Regions from separate parts of the Homo sapiens genome. Here region 2 is linked to region 1. Evidence: chromatin loops called from intact Hi-C (ENCODE). Cell type or tissue: endothelial cell of umbilical vein. All regions are shown on one strand. Each heading gives the region's core, and the rest is flanking DNA. Links, peaks and the distances in the headings are about the cores only.

Evidence for each region. A loop is a pair of places that touch in the nucleus more often than their neighbours do. Peaks named below come from ENCODE experiments on the same cell type or tissue, not always from the same donor. Only the 100,000 strongest peaks of a DNase experiment are listed, where the experiment ranks them.
Region 2: it touches region 1 in a loop (14-fold over the local background); 4 of 110 quality-filtered maps call a loop at or near these places.

What each region holds. Positions count from the first base shown.
Region 1 is chr20:1,206,843-1,212,420 of GRCh38, reverse strand. It overlaps C20orf202 (chromosome 20 open reading frame 202), which reads right to left. Exons shown (of 2, transcript NM_001394958.1): 2 at 3,345-5,552. The coding sequence ends at 5,319. Among named protein-coding and RNA genes, the nearest start is that of C20orf202, 6.2 kb to the right of the region's middle. In endothelial cell of umbilical vein, for the core only: a CTCF peak has its summit at 2,787 (motif pointing left); no DNase peak of the experiment used is centred there; H3K27me3 peaks cover 331 bases.
Region 2 is chr20:1,467,781-1,472,304 of GRCh38, reverse strand. It overlaps a transcript of SIRPB2 not described here. Among named protein-coding and RNA genes, the nearest start is that of NSFL1C, 3.2 kb to the right of the region's middle. In endothelial cell of umbilical vein, for the core only: a CTCF peak has its summit at 2,068 (motif pointing right); a DNase peak (open chromatin) is centred at 2,114; H3K27ac peaks cover 1,803 bases.

The sequences.
Region 1 (5,578 bases), core at 1,799-4,298:
GACCTCAGCCCAGTGAAATAGGAGCTGTCCCCATGACCTGGGGAGGGTTTGGGCAAAACAAAGCAGGGTGGCAGAGACAGGAGAGAACTGGGCCTCAAGATATGCTGGGAGCAGGGATGGGTGTGCATTACTGGGATCACCAGATTCTGTGTCTGCCTACTTACTGGAGAGATAACAGAGGTGTTGTCCTAGAGTTGCCTTCACACACATTAGAGACTGTCTTGCCCCAGACCCTGCCAGAAGGAGGGAGCAGGGATCCTATGAGCCTGACATCACTGCTTCCTCTCTTCATGGCACCACTCCCCCACTGTGGCTGATCAGAAGAGCAACATCATATAATAGTAAGAGCCCTGCTTAGACAGAAGACAGGCCTGAGATTCAATGCCACTGCTGCCATTTACTCATTGTGCTTTTTTGGGGGGCAACTTAGCTCCACTAAACTTCAGTTCCTTCATCCATAAAGTGGAGATTTAATATCACCCTTGCAGAGATGTTGAGTGTGTTCAGTGCACTAAGATCTTTACAGCGCCGTGTGTGGTGCTGGTATTTAGGGCAGATGATTACTAATGATAATGAATAGTTTACATGACACATAGTTGTTGTTAGATGACAAGCACGGTTGTGTTTTCCATGGATTTACTCATTTATTCCTCACAAAAACCCCAGGAGATAGGCAATACTATTATCCCCATTCTACGGATGATAAAATCAAGGCATAGAGAGTTTAATGACTTGCCCAAGGGCACACAATCAGTATATTGTAGAGCTGGGATTTGGACACAGGCAGTGAGGCTCCAGGCTGTACTTACGATCACTAAACTATCCTGACTTTAAAAATGGTAGCTGTTGGCCAGGCGCAGTGGCTCAGGCCTGTAATCCCAGCACTTTGGGAGGCCAAGGCAGGCAGATCACCTGCGGTCGGGAATTCGAAACCAGTCTGACCAACATGGAGAAACCCCGTCTCTACTAAAAATACAAAATCAGCTGGGTGTGGTGGCGCACGCCTGTAATCCCAGCTACCTGGGAGGCAGAGGCAGGAGAATCGCTTAAACACGGGAGGTGGAGGTTGCGGTGAGCTGAGATCATGCCATTGCACACCAGCCTGGGCAACAACAGCGAAACTCCATCTCAAAAAAAAAAAGGTAGCTGTCCATTGCGGCACTATTTACAATAGCAAAGACATGGAACCAACCCAAATGCACATCAATGGAACCAACCCAAATGCACAATAAAGAAAATGTGGTACATATATACAGTGGAGTGCTATGCAACCATAAAATCGAATGAGATCATGTTCTTTGCAGGGACATGGATGAAGCTAGAAGCCATCATCCTCAGCAAACTAACACAGGAACAGAAAACCAAACACTGCATGTTCTCATTCATAACTGGGAGTTGAACAATGAGAACACATGGACACAGGGGAGGGGAACAACATATACCAGAGCCAGTCAGGGGTGGGGGGCAAGGGGAGGGAGAGTATTAGGACAAATAACTAATGCACGCAGGGCTTAAAACCGAGATGACGGGTTGATAGGTGCAGTACACCACCATGGCACATGTATACCTATGTAACAAACCTACATGTTCTGTACTTGTATCCCAGAACTTAAAGTAAAATAAAATAAAATGGTAGCTGTCATTATTAATAATAATTGCTAAGATTTACTGAGCACTGCTTATGTTCCAGGAACATGTTGACTCATTGCATTTGCTCAATAGTCCTATGAGGTAATTTCTGTTATTATCCCCACTTTATAGAAGAACAAACTGAAGCACAGAAAAGTTATGCTATATGCCCAAGGTTAGAGAGCTGATAAGATGCAGATCTGGTATTCAAACCTAGGCAGCCTGATGTCAAAGTCCTCCCTTTTAATTACCTATGTATGATGATCATGATGAGGATGATGATAATGAAGAGGAAAAGGAGAAAGAGGGAGAAGAGACGGAAGAAGAAGGAGGAAGAAGTGGAAGACAAAAATAAACCTCCTTTATACCAATAACCTATGATATGTCCAGGTGTCAAAAGTTAAGCTGACCAATCAGATTCCCTCTCTATAAACTGCGACTTAAAGAAATAGCAGGAGAGTAAAATCTTTAGCAGTGGGAGTGGACCTGAAAAGATGCAGAAAGACTGGAAAGTAAAGCCCAACCCTTGACACAGTGCTGTGAGGAAGCCCAGCCACCTGGAGGGTCATGTATAGGCATTCCATCTTACAGCCTCAGCTGAGGCCAGCATCACCTGCCAGAGGGCAACAAATAAGCCTTTGAGATAAATCGAGCTGCAGCCACCACCTGACTGCAATCATTGGAGAGACCCAAAGCCAAGAACCGCTCAGCTGAGCCCAGAACTATGGGAAACATAATTTACAACAATAATAAATGGCTGTTGCAATAATAAAGGGATTGCTGTGTTTAAGTTTGGAGGCAGTTTGTTACACATCAATATACACCACAACACATGGGCTCTGTAAGGTGTCACAGCTGACCCAGGACTGGAAGCTGGCTCTCATGTAAAGGTGTGAGAGATTAGATCATTTCTAATCAGTCACAGTGTAAGTAAGCCCTGCCTTGCCTGCCCTGACTCACTCTAGGTTTCACATCTTGAACTGTTCTTGCTCCTAAATTTTTAGCTTCTGACCTCATGAATCCTTTTTCCATCTCTGTCCCCTCCTCTCTTCATCCTGGATGCTAGGCTTAGGTGTGCAGTCCTGTTTTTGCTGCCTTAGCAGAGAAAACCCTGGGTTTTCCTGAGACCATGATCCACATGCTCCCTCTGGTGCTCACTGTCCTGCATGGCCATGATTTCCCACCCAGACCTCTAGGACCAACGCTGAAGATGTAATTTCCATCCCAACTCCTTGTCCAGCATCTGGGCTCAGCTTTGGCTTTCTCTGACCTAGGATCAGGAAGTGAACGTTGGTTCCAAATGTAGGGTCTTGGAGAACAACAAATATCCCACCAGAAGGGCAGGTTCTGGAGCTCTAGGTCTATCTTCCCAGATTGGAGATGGAGGGGTTGGCAGGGGTTTTTGGTCTTTGGGCCCAAATGTGGAAATCAGGGAGAGGCAGAGGGTGCTAGTGATTAGCATCGGGCATGGGAGAGCAATGTCATTTCTACTTTGCATGGCCAGGCAGATGTCTCTCAAGATAATAGTGGCTAATCAGCTTGTCCATTTGTAATAGTCATAGTTTCACAAATCAGAACATAATCATGCAGCAATAATAAGGTGCCATTCATTAGCCTTTCCAGTGTAACCAAGAATGGTTACAGTGGCAATTGGTAATAATAGCAAAAAGCTGTGTCAGTCTGGGACAGGTAGGAGACAGAAACCACACCAGTTATTTTAACACAGAAAATTTAATATAAAGAATTGCTAACTAGGTATAAAGTTGTTAACTGGGTGACTGAAAGGTTATAAAAAGAACTTTAAGGTAGGAATTGCAGCAAGCATCTGCCATCTCCAGGGCTGAGGGAACAAAGAAAAGAGGCAGAAACTATCAAACTTTAAAACTTACAGGAGGAATTCCCTGGAGTTTAAATTCAGCTATCTGAGAAAGGAACTCAGCTCAGCTGGGGCTGGTGTCTCTGAGCTCAGGAAAGGGCCAGGTAGGTAAGGCAGGGACCCACACTTCAGGGGAGGAGGGACTGGCATCTGAAGCTGATGTCTCTGAGCTCCTGGAAGGGGCCCCAGGAGTCTGGAACCTGGATCCTGGAGAAGTCTGGTGCTTCATGAAGGAATTGCTGCCTGTTGTGAAGAAACATTGCTGGGAGATGCTCATAGGAACAGGAAGCCCACAGGGAAACAAGAAGAAGGAGCAAGCCCCTTTTCTCTCCTCTAGACTTGTAGTCTAACTCCATGCTGTATATTGGCAAAGCCTAACAAACTCTAACAGGGAGCAGCTGGTAACACCAAAAGGTGCTTTGCAGGGACCCAGCTCCAGCATCACAGAGCAGGTATCATTTATATTACCAAATACAAAAATCACAGGTTGATCTGACTACAAACATTATACTTATAATGCACCCCCTCCACTCTGCCTCTACATGCAATCGATTTACTTTTTCAAAGCCATAAAAACAATGTTCTAGCAACATACAGGTAGATTTTCAAAAACAAAAAGGGCTACCGATCATCAGACCATCTTAACACCATGACTTTTTTATTTTCACCTTTTCTGTTTTAGTCTTTCTTATAGGCAGATACAATTTTTCAGTTATGACTGCAGCACCCCACACAACTGAGTGTCTCTGCTGTATCACAAGCCTGGTTGCCTGCTGTTACGGAGGTTGTTGTCACAAACCCTCATTGAATGAAATGCCATTTTCATATTGATTTCTCCTCTTTGATTCTTTGAACATCTGGATCATATTCCTCAAGACCATTCTAGCTGCAAATGAGGGAAACTGCTCAAATCAGCTTAACCAAAAACAAATTGATGTGTGTGGCTGTGTTGGGGGGTGAAATTGACTGGCTTCGGTCCCTGGAAAGAATGCAGGAGTAACTCACAAAACTAGGACCTAAAACCAGGGACCAAAAAGAGCCAGCGCTCTTCCTCTCTGTCCATCTGTTGTGTGGCCCTCTCTCTACTTCTCTTTGGAGATTAGCCTCTTTCCTTCCTACTGCAGACAGGTCTTCTTTACCTGGTAGGAACATGGCCACCAGCAGCCTCAGCCTGAGTGTAATAGAAAGAGCTTCCAGGTAGCAATCTCAGGGAAGGTCGGTGACTGGCTCTGTTGGTTCACATGACCATCCATTGGGCCAATCATCTTTTTAGGGCAACCATGAATTATATCATTGGCCAGGCCTGGTAATATACCCATGCCTATGGCCAGGGTGGTTACAGGGCCTAATATGTTATCAGATGAAGGGGAATGGGAAGGCTTCCTGGGAAGACAGAAAACAGCCACTAAGTCACTACACAGGGGTTGGAATTTTCACCATAGCAACACTTGGTAACCATTACTGCACATCTAGTTCTTTGTTTTAACAATTGCCTTGTGAAAAATTCCCAAGGATAGGGTTACTGCCATGGTGCTTGCCAGAGCACTAGAGCACATTTGTGTTTTCAGTCGAAAAGTGTGTTCACATCCAATACCTTATGTGTGCCTCACCAAGAAATCCCAAGTGACAGAAAAGGAACCAGAGACACAGAGAAGCTGAGTGACAGATCCAGGGATGCACAGCAGATGAGGGCAGAAATGAACCCAGAGCCCTGGCTTTCTGACTCCCATTCCAACACTCTGCCCCTGAAATATCACAGTGAAAGGTTAGACTAATGGGGAGAGTGTTAAAGCCCAGTGTCATCTCCGTCCAGTTAAGGGAGAGAGCTTCGTCTGCTGTCTTCCCCTCGGAGGAGCTGGGCCAGACCCCTTGAGCAAACCGGCTGGCAGCCCCTGCCTTCGGAGCCCGCTCGAGCTCTGATGGGGGATGTCCCTCCGCTGGACCTGGCGTCCTCCCAGTGGGCGCTGTCCGCACGCAGCTCCTCCAGGACACTGTGAAGATGCCTCAGTGTGAGCAGGAGACTCTGATCTTGAATCTGCATCTCAGACTAGGAGAGAGAAGGAGCCTGTGAGG
Region 2 (4,524 bases), core at 546-3,045, 260 kb before region 1:
TTTAAGGCCCTTCGTGGGGACTCTGGGAAACCTGCTGACCACAGATAGAAAGGGTGGGGAATGGATGGGAGACAGAACTCCTCAGCCCAGCCCTTCTGCTGCTTTGGGGCCCCAGGCATTGCACAGGTGAGATGACCCACCAAAGACAGAGCAGGGGGCATGCCACAGCCCCCACTAAGGGCCAACAGGCCACTATTACATGTCCTGCCTGGGCCTTCAGATCTGATGCCTTGATGTCAGTGACTACACTCCAAGATCCCTGAATCAGGGCATCCGTTTCTCTCCCTCCCCTTCTGTTTTCTCCTTCCTGCAGCTCTTCTTTAGCTCTTTCCTTCCCTTCCCATGGTTCTTGTCCCATGCTCTTCCTGCCCCAAGGAACCCCCATCAAGGCTGCCAAAGTCCCAGACTTTGTGACTGCTCCCTGTGAGAGATAGGTCTATTCACGCCACTCTCCTCGGGCTCGAGGACCCTCCATTTCCCCCTGCAGGTTAGACCTAGAGCTGGAGGAAGAAAAGGAGCAAACACCATTTGACAGGGGCTTCCTATAACCTGACAACCCAAGGATGGCAGCCCTGCTGCATGCAGTATTGGGGTGGCGGTATCGGGGTGCAGTGAGAGGAGGTGCCAGCCAGGTCAAGAATAGTCCGTCCTCTCCACAAGACACACCGCCCAGAGAGCAGCTACATGTCATTGGCCTGAGAAAGTGGGGAATGCCAGGCCTAGTCAAGCACATTTCTAAATTCTATCTAAATGGCACTGATTAATGGCACTTTGCTACACAGATCATTCTCAACCTTGCTTTCTGACTCAACATTTGAGTTATATCCAGGTTGGTTACCTGTAACTCTAATTCATTCATCTTCAGAACTGTATAGTATTCCATTGTATTAACATATTACATTTGTGATTTCTGTTGATGGATGGAGACCTTAGTTGTTCCAGTTTCTCGCTATCCCAAACAGAGACAGTTTCACTGTGTCTCCTGATGCATGCACAAGTGCACACACCCACAAGTAGAACTGGAGGGTTATACAGGTTCTGTGCTTCTTCAACTCCACTAGATTGGCCAAATCATGCCCCAATGCCATTAAGCCAACATATACTGCTGTTAGACACAGGAAAATTCCTGTTGTTTCAGGCTTATGCCAATATTTCCTATGGTCACATTACAGGGAAGTGCGGGAATCTTCAGTTCTTGTCTGCTTGGAAGAAAGATTTCAGCCAAGAGACACACAGCAAAGGTGAAGTAGCAGAGTTTATTGAAGAAAGATAAAGTACGTTCCTAGAAAGGAGTGGGCTGACCTGGCTGGAAAACAGCATCAGGCAAAAAACAGCAGTAGCAGTGTTTATTTAAAGAGACAGTACACTCTGAAAGAACGAGCCAGCAGCAGCTGGTGCTGGGGGACCCTCTTTATGAGAATCTTACATGATTATTCGTGCAGGGGCATGAGGGAGCGTCACTTACAATCATGTTTTAGGTGGTCCCCCTGGCTGTGAATGTTGTGTGTTTGTACGCGCTAGTAAACACATTGCCTGTCTCATTAGCATTTAAAATCTCCACTCAGGGGTGTGTTTTGTTGTTATTATTATTATTTTTTGAGACAGAGTCTCGCTCTGTCACCTAGGCTGGAGTGCAGTGGTGTGATCTCAGTTCACTGCAATCTCTGCCTTCCGGGTTCCAGCGATTCTCCTGCCTCAGCTTCCTGAGTAGCTGGGACTACAGGCACGCACCACCATGCCTGGCTAATTTTTGTATTTTTTTAGTAGAGACGGGGTTTCACCATATTGGCCAGGCTGATCTCAAATTCCTGACTTCGTCATCCGCCCACCTCGGCCACTCAAAGTGCTGGGATTACAGGCATGAGCCACTGTGCCCGGCTTGTTATTATAATGAGCAAAAGGCTACTGTAGGGCGAGTTACTGGAGGAGTGCACATGCTCGTCAGTGGGAAAGTCCCTACCATGGTTATCTCTGGGTAAGGCCTCATAAGTCCCCTTTAGGGCCAGAGGAGCCCAACCACAAGGCCAGAAGTTGCCAGTGTAGCCATTGTCTCTTTGCTGGCCGCCAGTGGGTGGCGCTGACTGTCAGTGAATGGAGTCTCCAGGACTTCTTTTCCCAAACGCTCCCTTGCCTGCTTATTTCTGGCTATCTGCCTACTCTAACAGTCAGACTTGTAAATGTTTTACCAGTTGGATAAGGCAAAAGGGAATCTCATTGCAGTTTTCATTGGTTCTCACTGCTGACTAATGCAACCAAGCATTAGTCACCGGCTGGCAGTACTGTTATTTTATTATTATTGTCATTAGTTGAAGATGTTGTGAAAAGAGAGACAAATAGTCCCAACTTTGCTGAGGCAGTGGTAGTGTTGTTATTATTATTATTATTTTTTTTTGAGACAGAGTCTCGCTCTGTCACCTTTTGTGAAGAAGAGTGGTAGAAGAAGGCAGTGCTGAGGCTGAGGTAGTAGAGAAGGGTGAGTGGTACCGGCAGCTTCCATGTATAGGGGCCTCTGGAAGGTCTGAATGTCAGCTGAGAAATCAATCATTTGCTCCACCTAGCAGCTCCCCTGGCCCCCTAAGCTATAGAGGGTTTAGCGCTTAGGGGACTGGAGTAGGGGGTCAGAGGAGACACCAGTCCTGGGTACACACAGCTCCTGCCCAAAGTGAAGTCACCACCAGTGAGGACACGGCAGAGGGGGTGCCAAAGGAAGGCTGGGGTGGGGCGGGAGGTGGTGGAAGATAGGATTAAAGGGAGGGGCTGGGGTGAGACTGGAGTGGGAAGGAAGATGGAGATGAGCCCGGAGGGGGCTGGGGGTGAAATGGAGTGAAAGTGGGCTTTGGAGGGTGGGGTGCATTTAGTACTGAGGGTGGAGTTAGAAGGGAAAGTGGGGCGGGGTGGGTCAGGTGCTGGTGGCGGATCTGTGAGGTAGAGGTGAGGCTGGAGGTGGTCGTGGTGGTAGAATTTGGGGATGGGGCTTGGGTGGGATGGGGCTGGAGGTTGGGGGCTGGTGTGGTTGGACATAGGAGAGTGGAGCTAAAGCTGAGCCTGCAGCACCTCCTTCTCTAGTTTTGTTAAGGACACTTAGATAAGTGTTATGTAAATGTAGTTTCAAGTTCATGCCCTCACATCCCCTGCCTTAAACTCCAGTTGGGTCATCTGGAGCTGCTTCCAGAAACCAGCCATAGGAAGTGACCAGCACAGTCCTGCAGTCTAAGGAGAGACAGTGTGGTGTAGCGGTTAGAAGCAGACTCAGGAGCTGTGCCATACCTGGATTCAAAACTCTTTAGAAGTCTAGGTTTCCCCATCTGCAAAATGGAAATGATAACAATAGAACTCACTTCATAGGGTGCATGAGTTAGTGTATCTAAGGCTCTTTGCAGAGTGTCTAGGGGCATAGTAAGTGCTCAGTAAACACTAGCTGCCAGGTAGTGTTATGGGAAAGGATGCCCTCAAGTCCTCTAGAAGAGGGATCAGGGACCCTCTGGCCGAACAAAGAGCTTTCCCTGATGGCACAAAAATGAAGAGGGGGGGTGACAATGAGTTTCAATGACTCCAATACCAGCCAGGGAACTGGACCTTGAGGAGCTGATCGCCTGCAGATCTTTAAGCTGGGGTTAGTCGTTGTCAGTTTCCAGGGTAGAAAGACCTTACTGGTTGCCAATCGTGAGGTCCAGAGTGAGCCTCTAGCTTCTTGGACTTCCTGGAAAGTTGGGGTGCATTTCGAGTTGACACAATGATGAAAGGGGTAAGTCCTAGGGACCGGGGCTGGTCCTGGGTGGCCTTGCAATAGAAAGGAGAGTCTCACACCACAAAGAAAGGACCCTCCTCCCATGCCTCCTGCCAGGGCCTATTGTGGCTGCAACCATGCTCCTAATAACCTAACCCAAGCCCTAACTCGTTTGTCATATAAACTTAAAGGATTTCTTGCACAGTGTTAATAAGACACCGAATTTTCCAGGAAAGCAACTATTGTGTCAATTGAGGGAAGACTGGACTTTGTGCTGTTCATAACCTGATTAAGAGGGGTTTTGACTAAGCCTGGGCACCTTCTCAAGGTCTCCTTGAGAAAGGGACACCTGAACTGAGAGCTGAAGAATGAGCAGGGGCCGACAGAGGAAGAGGAAGGGAAGAGTGTCCCACGGTGGTGTTGGAAATTAAAGCTCGAAGTCTCAAGGAAAACCAGCACTGAAATAAAAGATTTTTCAGCAAAGCCAATTTACTTCTGCAGAAGGGTGCCACTCACACATCTGGTCTTCAGGAAAGCACACCGAACAAAAGAGAGAAGGGGTTTTTATCCCTAATGCGGTTAGTCGCTGCTTCTGTGTCCTGTTCCCATTGGCTGGGGCTGGACTGCGCAATCTAAGCTAATCCCGATTGGCTAGTTCAAATGGAGCAGAAATGTGGGCTACAGTGGTAGGGCAAGCGGTTTCGGCAGGAAGAAGAGTTTCCGCGGGAATGGCAATTGTAGCGAGGGTATCCAAGGGAACAGATGTGAGTTATAGATTAGGACCCGCGGGAAGGTTG